3 separate regions of the Homo sapiens genome follow, and all the other regions are linked to region 1. A link is a contact called in ENCODE Hi-C or POLR2A ChIA-PET data. All regions are on one chromosome and are shown on one strand. Each heading gives the region's core, a stretch centred on a gene start or an enhancer-like site at or near the end of the contact. The rest is flanking DNA. Distances are from core to core; before and after follow the strand shown.

What was found. Hi-C counts contacts between places; a loop is a spot of excess contacts on that map. ChIA-PET counts read pairs that join two places held with the same protein, here RNA polymerase II (POLR2A). Pooled maps may share reads with other maps.
Region 2: a loop to region 1 is called in a pooled map, with 4 times the contacts of the local background. The contact joins the enhancer-like site here to the promoter of HINFP in region 1. A Hi-C loop is called at or near these places in 1 of 50 pooled maps. POLR2A ChIA-PET finds 5 or more read pairs at or near these places in 3 of 52 experiments (A673, GM12878 and activated T-cell).
Region 3: a pooled map shows a loop between it and region 1 (4-fold over the local background). The contact joins the enhancer-like site here to the promoter of HINFP in region 1. A Hi-C loop is called at or near these places in 2 of 50 pooled maps. POLR2A ChIA-PET finds 5 or more read pairs at or near these places in 2 of 52 experiments (Caco-2 and activated B cell).

What each region holds. Positions count from the first base shown.
Region 1 is chr11:119,119,367-119,123,598 of GRCh38, reverse strand. HINFP (histone H4 transcription factor) reads right to left here and starts at 2,019. Exons shown (of 10, transcript NM_198971.3): 1 at 1,960-2,019. RefSeq lists a silencer at 2,006-2,285.
Region 2 is chr11:119,508,550-119,512,781 of GRCh38, reverse strand. No RefSeq gene overlaps it. Among named protein-coding and RNA genes, the nearest start is that of THY1, 87 kb to the right of the region's middle. RefSeq lists silencers at 1,425-1,614, 2,278-2,367. Within about 2 kb of position 2,526, at least 2 of the 41 ENCODE cell types and tissues checked have a DNase peak (open chromatin) inside an H3K27ac peak, as active enhancers do.
Region 3 is chr11:118,818,022-118,822,253 of GRCh38, reverse strand. It overlaps the pseudogene COX7CP3. Among named protein-coding and RNA genes, the nearest start is that of DDX6, 29 kb to the right of the region's middle. RefSeq lists an enhancer at 1,114-1,193. Within about 2 kb of position 1,718, at least 22 of the 41 ENCODE cell types and tissues checked have a DNase peak (open chromatin) inside an H3K27ac peak, as active enhancers do.

The sequences.
Region 1 (4,232 bases), core at 770-3,269:
TGTACTCCATCCTGGGCGGCAGACCCAGACCCTGTCAAAAAAAAAAAAAAGAAGAAAGAAATATTGAATATTGACTGCTTTTATAATGTTGTGGTAAGAAAAGTAGAAAAAAGCTTCAAAAGTCATAAAATCCCACACCTCCTCTGACTATTACAGTATGAAATGCAAGGCTCTTCTCAAAGTGGTCTCAATTTTACTTCTCCAGTTCTAGGTAGGGAAACGAACATCTATTGAGAAGCTACAGTGTGTCAGCCCTGTGGTGAGTCCTCTCTACACTTCATCTGATGTAAGAGCACCCTCATTCCAATCCAAAGATCATGCTCTTTCTCCCACATGATGCTGTTCTCTGGCTTCCTCACCCATACTTCATTCCCTCTTCCTCTGATTCAATCATCTTTGTCTCTGAATACTCTACATTCTCCTAAAACTCTCTGCCTACGCAAGTTCTTTTTTTTTTTTTTTTTTTTTTTGGAGATGGAGTCTTGCTCTGTCGCCCAGGCTGGAGTGCAGTGCTGTGATCTGGGCTCACTGCAACCTCCGCCTCCCAGGTTCAAGCGATTCTCGTGACTTAGCCTCCGAAGTATTATAGCTGGGACTATAAGCACGCACCACCACGCCCAGCTAATTTTTGTAGTATTAGTAGAGACGAGGTCTTGCCATGTTGGTCAGGCTGGTCCCAAACTCCTGACCTCAAGTGATCCGCCCGCCTCGGCCTCACAAAGTGCTGGGATTACAGGTGTGAGCCACCGCGACAGGCCTACCTATGCAACTTCTATTCGCCTTTCAAACCCCAAAGTCTTCTCTTTGATGACCCCCTTCCCAATTCATCCAGGTACAGCTGGCATATCCCATCTCTTGCCCACGGCATCCACACACATCTTTGCTATCAATGCAATGAAACTTGTTTCCCCTAGACTAGGAGTTTCTCAGGACAGTGGCCATCACTTATTCACTTCTCATTCTCAGATTCAGCACAGAGCTTTGCACACCCCAGGTACTCAATAAATATCAGGAGATAATCACATTCCGGGAAGCCTTCCTAAACTACCCCATCCCTGAATCTACTCTTGCTCCTTAGTTCTATGGCTGGCACAGCTGACACCATAAAACTTCAACCCTATTTTCATGTTGCCATGGTCGTTTTATGTGTTCTAGTCTCGTTTACCCAATTGGACTATAAGAAGCTTCTGAGCAGAAACCATATCACACCTGCCCGTGTCCCTACACTGTGCCGAGCACAAATATTCTAAACATACACCTGCTGTTAGACTGGTGGGTAAGTCCAAGGAGGCAAGCTAGCTGGCGATACAGAATGATCTGAAACCTAGGCAAAACTCCCTGACGCTCTCTGACTGTCCTCCTGTCTTCTTTAATTTCTCTTTCTGTGTCTCTTGTTTCTACTCTGAGGAGATAGGGGCATGATCTTCACTCTACCCTCTTAACACTTAAGAGGGCATATACTGTAACGCAAGACAATGAATGAACTGTGGTATTCAAGAAAAAAAGGGTCCTAAACGCCTAAGAACTCATAATTTGGCCAAAAAGATAAGACTGATACGTGAAGACAACGACCGAAACAAAGTACCCGATGAGGGAGACCAGGACAGAGAGACACCTCCGCGGTCAGGCGAAAAGGAAGTCTCCCCTAAGCAGTGGGGCCCGCACCACGCCTCGAAGGACAGGTAGAATTTGGACAGAAGGAAGGAGACCGTCCCGTTGGGCAAAACCTCTCCACTCGCAGTCCCGCAGGCTTCCCGGAATCCTTCACGCTAAGGCGTGGCGGCGACCGAGTCTCAGCCGCAGCGAAGCCCCTAGACTAGAAAGCAGGGAGGTTCCAGTCGGGGTGAGGGGACCGGACCAGGGCAGACCAGCGTGGCCAAGCGGCAAGAATACTCGCCGAGGTGGCTCGGGAAGAGCTTGGCCTCCTGCAGCCCCTGCAGAGCACATACCCCAGCTTACCGTCTGTCGGCTCCAGGTCTCTTCAGCTCTTCTCCCACCTCAGACCATCTCCGGAGAGGCGCTTGAGGGACGGTCAAGGAAAGCCAATCGTCGTTCTCGGATCCGACTGACAGCCAATGGTAGCTGTGTCTGGCGGAACCCGTGCGCACCAAAACACGGAAGGGGCGGGAACAGTGGGTGGGGCTAGGCGTCCCGGGCGGACAGAGGGGCGACAGGATACGTGCAAAAGGTAGCACGTGACCGCGCCTCGCTGCTCAGGGCAACGCAAAGGCGGGGAGCCTATGGGCCTGAGTTCCCCTAACTGCGCAGGCTCGGCCTCCGGGACCCAACGGGCATGCGCAGGGCTCGCGCCTGGTGCGCAGTGGGGTCTCCCTCACGTGGTTCTTCGCTTTAGTTGGCTGGTTGCGTGGGCCTCGCGGAGAAAAAGGCGTGGGATGCTGCCCAGCGCTGTCGGCCCCGCTCGGCTCAGATTGAAGGTTCTACCCTTTCCTTCAGCCTCTTAGTCTTATTATGTTTTAAATGTTGGTATTATATGTTTCTCTTTCCCCCCAAAACTCGGCTTCCCTTCATCCACTCGTTCAGGTCAGAAAGCTGGCAGTCATCACTGATTCCTCTCACTTCTCACATCCAATCCATTGCCAAGTTCTGTGGATTCTACCTCCTTTTAAAACAGGATATTTCAAATTTATCCCCTTTTGTTTATCTTCACCGCCTCCCCCACCTCCCCTGTCCAGTGATGACCTCCAGGCAGGATTTATACATTAGTCTAATGGGTCCCGCTGCGTGCACACTTGCTTCCTTCCAAAGCATTCTCCACTTTGCAAAAAGCAGACCTGATCAAGTTACCATCTGCTTCAGACAATTCAAAGGCATTCTATTGCTTTCAGGGCAAAGCTCCAAAACCATACTGAGGTTTTCTAGACCCTTCAGCATCTGGGCTCTCCCTGTCTACTTTTTTTTAGTCCTTCTCGACCATATTTCTTGCTCTCCAGTCGCAAATTTCTTTCACCTTTTCCACCACACCAAGCCACCTTTTACCTCTCAAGCCTTGAACTTGTTTTCTTTACCTGGAATAATCCCTTTCTCCTCCTCCCACATTTATTTGACTGACTCCTACTAATTTTTATGGTCTCAGTGTAGATGCTTCTTTTTCCAAAAAGTCTTCCTGATAGTCCTTTCTTGTATTTAACAATACAGCTCAGTCACATTGTATTTGTCTGTTTACTCTCAGTCTGCATTCTTCACTAGACTAGTTCTTCACCTTTATAACTCCATCAGTGGGCCGGGTGTCGTGGCTCACGCCTGTGATCCCAGCACTTTGGGAGGCCGAGGCGAGTGGATCACATGAGGTCAGGAGCTCAAGACCAGCCTGGCCAACATGGGGAAACCCCGTCTCTACTAAAAATACAAAAACTAGCTGGGCATCGTGGCGGGCGCCTATAATCTCAGCTACTCGGGAGGCTGAGGCAGGAGAATCGCTTGAACCCAGGAGGCACAGGTTGCAGTGAGCTGAGATGGCACCACTGCACACCAGCCTGGGCAACAGAGCAAGACTCTGTCTCAAAACAAAACAAAAAACAAAATAAAACAAAAAACCCATCACTCACTTAGCCCAGTGGCTGAAACTCAGTAAGGGTTCAAGACATACTTGTTAAATAATATACCTTAATAAAGTTGGTTAAGACTGATATTTTATTGCATTGTAGTTTTCTGTATCTTCTAATCTAAAAATAAACCTATATAATTTGTACAATCAGAAAACACATTAAATGTTCAATATATATAAAATAAAATTTAAAATGCCATTAAGATAGTAAAGTCATACTTGTGCATAAATTTTGGTTTTAACAACAGTGAGTTATAACTTGGTCCCTATTTTAAAATAGGGTTTTGCAGGGCGCGGTGGCTCATGCCTGTAATCCCAGCACTTTGGGAGGCCGAGGCGGGCGGATCATGAGGTCAGGAATTCGAAACCAGCCTGGCCAACATGGCGAAACCCCATCTCTACAAAAAATACAAAAATTAGCCAGGTGTGGTGGTGGGTGCCTGTAGTGCCAGCTACTCAGGAGGCTGAGGCAGGAAAATCGCTTGAACCTGAGAGGCAGAGGTTGCAGTGAGCCAAGATCACTCCACTGCACTCCAGCCCGGGCAACAGAGAGAGACTCTGTCTCAAAAAAAAAAAAAAAGCGTTTTAAAAAATGTAATTCAAAAGTAACAAAATATATCTTACCAACTTTATTCATTCAAAAATGCATATAGTAGTACTTCATGAA
Region 2 (4,232 bases), core at 1,277-3,776, 390 kb before region 1:
ATGCCCTCTACCTACCTTAGCACCTGCCCAAGGCTACCCATCCCCCAAGGGGCACCTCAAGAGCCACCTCCTCCACGAAGCCCAGATACCCCCAGGGGACAGCTCTTCTCACTCCTCTGACCTCCTATGGGTCTCTCTGTCTCTCTTGCTTCTGCTCTGAGTATGCAGCTTGTATGAAAGTCACTTTCCTCCCCCATCCCCAGGGAGCCCTGGAGGGTGGGGCTGGGGCTGGTTACCCCTGTGTCCCCAGCACTCAGCTCAGAGCCTGGCAAACAATAGGTGCCTGGGAAACACCGTCACTAACCCATCACCGAGGAAACCCTGCTCTTTCTTCCCCTTCCTCCTCCTCCCTTGGTACAGGAGGTAGAGGCTGCAAAAGTTGTAAAACTAGGAGAGATGATCCAGGATCCAGGATTAAAGTGTGAGTGATGCCCTTGGCTGGGAGGCAGGAGATCGGTCCTAGTGACTTTGCTCCTGTGAAGCGGAAGATTTGAGGCCCTTTACCCCTGGATTTTAAAGCTCTTAAAGGCACCTCACTTTCTTATCACCTCACCCCCTTCTTCCTGCCAATTATAAGGCAAACATCTGCCCCTCATGGAGCTCCCTCCTCCCAGGCCTGCCCGCCCCTGCCCACCTCCCCACGCTCCCTCTCCCACCCAGCCTTGTGCAGGGAATGTAATTAGGCCTTTCCCCAGGACGGAACCCCCTCTGCACAGTTGTGCTGCCCGTCCGACAGGGGATAATTTATGGAAATGGGTAAAGGTGTTTTAAATTATTCAATTTAAATGTAAATAGGGGAGATGGTTTCTCTGAATAAATTGTCTTATTTATGTTCCGCCCGACTCCCCTCCCAGGGAAATAGGGAGCCCTTTGGAGACCTGAAGAACATGCCCTCCTTTCTCTTTAAATAATGTGGAAGCAGTCCATGCCCCTGTGGGGCGGTGATGTGGAGGCAGATATGTTCCCGCAACTGCTTTCCTAATTGGGGGTCACAGGACATGCCACGTGCTCAGCAGAGTCTGCTCAACAGAGACCTTGGGCAGAAGGGAAGCTCTGCCTCTCTTCCCTCTGCCCAAGGTCTCTTTCCATCCAAGTCCCTAGGGTGGCTGGCAGCTGGCTTCACACCTCCCTGACCAACTCCTTCATGCTCTGCGATGCTAACTGGCTGTGGGTCACCTATTCTTGGAGCATTTCTATCCTAAACAGGGTCCTTTAGACACAGGGCTGCCTTGAAAGGAAAGCCCGTCCCTGATGCATCTCAGACTCACATGCACCCATAGGAGGGCATTTGAGAACGGGCAGGGGGCCATCCTTTATTAGCCCCTCAGCATCAGCCAGATGCCAGTCTTGCCTTGGGGTTGGGGCCATCACACACACGAGCAAGCAGTGGTCCGGGTAGCTGTCGGGGGGTACTCAGAGACAAAACACCGAATATCCAAAACTCAAAGTGGCTCCGATCTTATGGAGCTCTGGAAACCTGCAGGTAGGGCAGAATTCAGGGCTGGTGTTGTCTGGAAGCCTGGCCCTGTTTCCCTGTGACGTGTGTGTGTGTGTGTGCATGTGTGTGTGTGCATGTGTGTGTGTGTGTGTATGTACGCTATCTATGACTAGATCAGAGATGGCTGGGGCAGTTAAGGGCCTTAGACTCACCCACAACAACATTCCGAGAAAACTAGATTAGAGCAACCTTCAAAAACTCTTTCAAAAGCGTAAAGATGTCTTCCTCCATCCCACCCCCAAAAATACCTGCTTGCATCTTATTGGCCCACTCTTGACCAATCGTTGGTAAGGAGAGAGGATTACTTTAGACCAAGCAGGTGGTTCAGGAGCTGGGATAAGACCAACTCCTTCCCTGAGACACACACCCTGAGGAGGGGTGCCAGAACAACAATAGGGTCTGTCAGGAAGGAGGAAATTCAGACTGGACACTGGGCTAAACAACATCCACCGTAGTAACAGTGGAGAAAGTGTGTAGAGATTGCTGAAATCAATATATGTTTTAATCATCAGCCATGTGTGCTTCAACCTTCCCCACTTGAGCTGGGTCAATTTCTTTTCACCCAATTCCAAGAGCCAGGCCTTTGCCCATTCGTCAAAGAGTAGAGAATCAGACCAATGGCCCAGATCACAGACTGGGTGGCAAGACTGGTCCAAATTAAGCTCAAAGAGCTGTCCAGAGGCCTCAAATCTTTCCTGGGATATCTGTAAGTAAAAGGACTGCTTGTCCAAGCCCCCTGATCATCACCACCCTCTCTGCCATTTATTCATTCATTCATTCGACATGTTATTCTGACTGTCTACCTTGTTCCAGGCATAGCTGAGTGCTGGAGGGTCACTGGTGAAAAAATAGACACATTTTCTGTTCTGTGGACTTTCCATCCTTGTAATGGACTTTATCATGTTTGTAGTCATTGGCTTGGCTGCCAGCATCCTTGCTACGTTCAGGAGTTTCCAGTCTTATGAGTCACACCTTCTGAAAGCAGAAAGCAGAAACTGGGTTACCCAGCCTCCATTGCAGCTGGAGCACAGCAGATGTCTCTGACTCCACCCATTGGCTTCACTCCCCAGAGACTCCTCTCTAGAAGGGAGGAGTTTGGGGAAGGAGACCATACCCAGAACCCATCATGCTGACAAGGGTGGTAAGAATGTGTCCAGCTTTGGGGGTTAGAAACGGTAGCAAGATTAAGTTCCTGGCCTGGAAGTGCAGTCAGTGGGGAGTGACAGTGGCAGCTGAAGCTGGTGAGGCAGCAGCAGCTGTGGTTTCCCCATCCATCTAGTTCTGTATGTCGTGGGCATCGTGCCTGGAAGCGTAGTCTTAAGTCTGGTTCTCCAGCCCTCCCTAACACTATTGATTACATGAGACACCCCATATTCTTCTAATAAATTCCTTTTCTGCTTAGCTGGTCTGAATCGGCTTCTATTGCCTAAAGCTATGAACCCTAGATGTCTCATTTCTTTTGGGCTTCTATAACAAAATACCATAGACTGGGTGGCTTATAAACAACAAAAATTTATTTCTCACAGTCCTGGACGCTGGGAAGGCCAAGACTGGGGCACAGCAGATTCAGTCTCTGGTGAGAGCCCTCTTTCATGTCCACAGACAGCACCTTCTAGCTGTGTCCTCACATTTTAGCAGGGGCAGAGCTCTCTGAGGACTCTTTCAAAAGGCACTAATGCCAATCACAAGGGCTCCACCCTCATGACCTAATCACCCTTCAAATACCATCATTTCCAAATACCATCACTTTGGGGGCCAAGATTTCAACGTAAGAATCTTGAGGGGAAACATTCAGACCATAGCACTGACTGCTGCAGAAGTGTGCCCCACCCTTGATGAGAATGACTCATTCTGAAGACTCACCCTGGGTGGCCCCTTGCCTGAATTCCCTCAAGCCCAGGCATTTTGCTCATTCCTCTTCCCCCCCACCCCCACCCCTTTTGGAGATATGGGGTCTCGCTCTATCACCCAGGCTGGAGTGCCATGGTGCGATCATAGCTCACTGCAGCCTCAAACTCCTGGGCTCAAGCATTCCTACCACCTCAGCCTCCCGAGTACCTGGGGCTAGAGGCACACGACACCACATCTGGCTTTTTGTGTGTGTAGAGACAGGGTCTCACTATGTTGCCCAGGCTGGTCTTGAACTCGAGCAATCCTCCATCATTAGCCTCTGAAAATGCCAGAATTACAGGCATGAGCCATCATGCCCAGCCTCATGCCTCGATCATGGCAGTGTGAACAGAGGCATAAACCTCTGTGTGAGTCTCCACCATCCCTCCACACTCCACACACACACACACACACACACACACACACACACACACACCTCTGAGCTCTCTGAGACCTGGGACCATGTCTCTTTCATTGGTAAATCCTCAAGTCTCCCCCTCCCCCTCCCCCTCCCTCTCCTTCTCCCTCTACCCACGGTCTCCCTCTCATGCGGAGCCGAAGCTGGACTGTACTGCTGCCATCTCGGCTCACTGCAACCTCCCTGCCTGATTCTCCTGCCTCAGTCTGCCGAATGCCTGCGATTGCAGGCACGCGCCGCCACGCCTGACTGGTTTGGGTGGAGACGGGGTTTTGCTGTGTTGGCCGGGCCGGTCTCCAGCCCCTAACCGCGAGTGATCCGCCAACCTCGGCCTCCCGAGGTGCCGGGATTGCAGACGGAGTCTGGTTCACTCAGTGCTCAATGGTGCCCAGGCTGGAGTGCAGTGGCGTGATCTCGGCTCACTAC
Region 3 (4,232 bases), core at 469-2,968, 300 kb after region 1:
TATTTATGTCCAAGGCTAAATTGATTGACTGATTTTTCATGTCATGAGTTTATTCACAAACATATCTAGTATGCTACATGAGTTCAAGAGTTTGATCCATTTTTCAAAGGGATTGCATCTCTTGAAACACTCTTCATGTCTGTTCAATGGATAAACTAAAACATTCTTATTTCTTAAGCAGTTGGTGTTTTACTTTAAAGAAGGGTGCCGCAGATCCCGATCCCAGTACAAAGTCATCATAATTAGTAACTGCCACGTGTTTTTCATTGAAAATGGCAAATTCTTCCCTGGGCCCTCCGCATAGTGGCTCCTGCAGACCACAGATGTTGTCAACCATCTAATGCTCCGTCCCCACATGGAGCTCTTGGAAGCTCCACCAAAGTTGCAGAGACCCAAGCCAGAAGCAATGGCGGCACCAAACCCACTTGTTCATACCAAGTCCTCCTTTGCTCAGGACCTTGTTCCCCTGTGTCTGAAAGAGTAAATGTAAACGGTATTAACACAGGTATGGGGTAGATATGAACAAGGACTAGCCAACTTTCAGGAGTTTGAACTTCTACACAGACAATTGTAAAGATCTATGTAGGACTCCTCAGTTATTTTGTAGGAAGAAATTGATAATTCCTTGATAATTGATAATGCCTTTTTTTTTTTTTGAGATGGAGTCCCACTCTGTTGCCCAGGCTGGAGGGCAGTGGCACGATCTCGGCTCCCTGCAACCTCTGCCTCCTGGGTTCAAGCAATTCTCCTGCCTCAGCCTCCCGAGTAGCTGGGAATACAGGTGCGTGCCACCACACCCGGCTAATTTTTTGTATTTTTAGTAGAGACGGAGTTTCACCACGTTGGCCAGGCTGGTCTTGAACTCCTGACCTTGGATGATTCACCTGCCTCAGCCTCCTAAAGGGCTGGGGTTACAGGCATGAGCCACTGCGCCTGGCCAATATCCTCTATCTTTAATAAGCATGTCCAAGCAAGAATGGGATGGCTAACTAATCTGAATTCCAGCCAGTCCATGGAAGGTGATGTAAGGTGAAAAAATATGATTTCACAGGGCCAGGCATCATCACATCACCGAGCTACTTGTGAATTAGATAAGCCTATTCGCATGAGGGGACTCTGAGCATGAGTGGGAATCCCACAAAAGTCAAGCTACAAGGTTGAAGGTAGAGGGGGAATACCAAACCGGAACCTGACATTTCATACTGCTTCCCTGACAGGTCCTTTCAAAGAAACAAGAACTGAAATGCAGGCTTAACTGGCATGCAAAACAGGCAGCTATTTCAGTCTGAATCATGAGCAGGGGCCACAGTGGGCTATCTGAAACTGAGGGGCAAAGGAAATCTGCACACCAAGGCCTGAGCTGCTTATGACAAATAATTGAAACTGTCCAGGCAACTGGTCCATTCCAAGCATTAGCTGTGCTGGGAGCTGAGCCATGAAGCAGAATTTTAGATTTTCTTTCTTGCTAGAGCCGTGCAACAATGATCCTTCCCCTCCACCCCTCCCCTCTTCCCCAATATTCCTGCATTCCCCTTGCCTGTCACAGGACTGCGGGGCAGTGGCCTCTTAGCATGGCTTTCCTTTGACTGCGGTGTTGCCACGTCACCTGGTGCTCGGCCCCTCCCCCGCCCTGGCACAGGGTCATAACAGCCTGCAGTGTTGCCAAGGAGCTGGCACCGTCCAGACCCAGTGCACAGGGATGGGCCTGAGATGGCCGGCCACGTCATCTGTCACCCAGGGTGTTTATGCACCCTGCAGTCCAGCAATGCCAGGATCTGCCAAGAATCTTCAGGTTTATTATGCTTTCTTTGGCCTTCAAGAACTGGATGGCTGGCCAGGCGCGGTGGCTCATGCCTGTAATCGCAGCACTTTGGGAGGCCGAGATGGGTGGATCACAAGTTCAGGAGTTTGAGACCAGCCTGGCCAATATAGTGAAACCCTGTCTCTACTAAAAAAACCACAAAAATTAGCCGGGTGTGGTAGTGGGCGCCTGTAGTCCCAGCTACTCAGGAGACTGAGGCAGGAGAATCGCTTGAACCCAGGAGGCGGAGGTTGCAGTGAGCTGAGATCGCGCCATTCTACTCCAGCCTGGGCAACAGAGTGAGACTCCATCTCAAAATAAAATAAAATAAATAAATAAAATAAAAAGCCTGGATGGCTATCATTAAAACAAGTCACAGAAAGCTCTGATGGAAATAATTTTCAGACTTCCCTCTTGAAATATACCTTTTCTGCCTTTTTCCTGCCAATTCATTTTCCTCTCTCCCTCATCTCCCCTTCTGAAAAGGCTTCCTTCACCCTAAGACCTACTCACGCAGGCTCCTAGTCCTCTGTTCCGTACATCAGAAAGGAAGTTTTCTTTCAAGGCCCAGCCGCCTCCTAATCAGGGAAGCTGAAGGAGTGCTTAGAGAAGGTAAATACATTGTGATATTATCTTAAGTTATATAAATGTCTTCGGTACCTAGTCGGCACCAAATGTATTTAGCTTAATTGAAATCAGATGCAAAAATACATGTCCTTGAGAGCCAAAGAAAATTTAATTTTTAAATTATTTATGCACACATAATTCTTAAAATCTCAGGCTCTAGACAGACCTAAGTTTAAATTGAGGCTTTAACAATTACTGGTTGTGACCTTTAACAACTCACCTCATTTCTCTGAACTGCCTCATTTATAAAATGAAGATTATAATAACAAGCCCCTTAGGGCTTTGAGAGGATTAAATGTGATACTCTATGTAAATGAGCCATTTATTCACACTTGTAAACAGTTAAGCCACATGCATCATTCTGAGTGTGTGTACATATTCTTTCATAAATTATCTCTTTTTTTTTTTTTTTTTTGAGACAGGGTCTCGCTCTGTCGCCCAGGCTAATCACAGCTTACTGTAGCCTTGACTTCTCAGGCTCAAGAAATCATCCCGCTTCAGCCTCATGAATAGCTGGGAAGTGCAGGTGCATGACACCATGCATGGCTAAATTTTTTATTTTTAATGGAAATGAGGTCTCACCATGTTGCCCAGGCTGGTCTCAAACTCCTGGCCTCAAGTGATCCTCCCAACTCGGCCTCCCAAAGTGCTGGGATTACAGGCTTGAGCCACCGTGCTTGGCCTATGTCTACTGTTTGACCAGGATCTCTATAAGGGCAGTGCCAGGCTGACTGTCTGAGGGAGTGGGGTTGTCCAGCCTATTGATCCTCCATGTATAATCCCAAGAGAGCTCCAATATAGTCTCATGGTATTTGGGGTAGACTCAGGAGAAAGGCCTGGATCATTGAATTTGAGACACAGCATAATGAACCAACTATGCTACATCAGGTCATGATAGATAGTTGCTAAGTTTTAGGAAACTGATTCATTTATTTATTCATTCATTTATCCAAACATTTATTGAGCATCTGTTATGTCTGAGGCTATAATGTTGAAGAATGTACAAGGTCCCTTTCCTCTTAAGCTTACAGTTTAATTGTTTAACCTAAATAAATAATGAGGCAATTTAATTCATATTTGTTGGAAAACAATTCAGTTCAACTATGTAAAGGAACACTGTGTTTTATTAAAACAGAATTAGAACCCCCAAAGCTTAGCTCTTGAAAGAGAATATCTTACAGGAAGAACTGGCTGGCCAAACAGTCCTGAATCTGTCCCAGTTTCCTCCTCCCTCAGGTTTCCTGTGTCTTTGCTGTTCTTTTTCCATCCCTTTGGTCTAAGCATAGATTTTTAAACTTTTGTTTGTAGATGAAATGAGTTGGAGTCCTCAACAAAATATTTTGCTAAATATAAGGGAAAACAAAAGAACATTTTTGAAAGCAGTATGAAACAATGGTATGACTTTAGAAAATTGTTTGGCCGTATTAAAACTGACCATAATCATATACTATTTATATTTGTAAGTCAAATATTAATATTAATATTATTTTTATTATAATATATTTTAATATATTATAATGTATTTTAATATATTTTTATTAAAATATATAACATTTGTAAGTCAAAAAGAGACAATCATATTTTTTGTTTGTTTGTTTTTTGAGAGAGAGTCTAGCTCTGTCACCTGGGCTGGAGTGCAGTGGCACTATCTCGGCTCACCGCAACCTCCACCTCCCGGGTTCAAGTCATCCACCTGCCTCAGCCTCCTGAGTAGCTGGGATTACAAGCATGCACCATCATGCCCGGCTAATTTTTGTATTTTTAGTGGAGACGGGGTTTCACCATGTTGGCCAGGCTGGTCTCG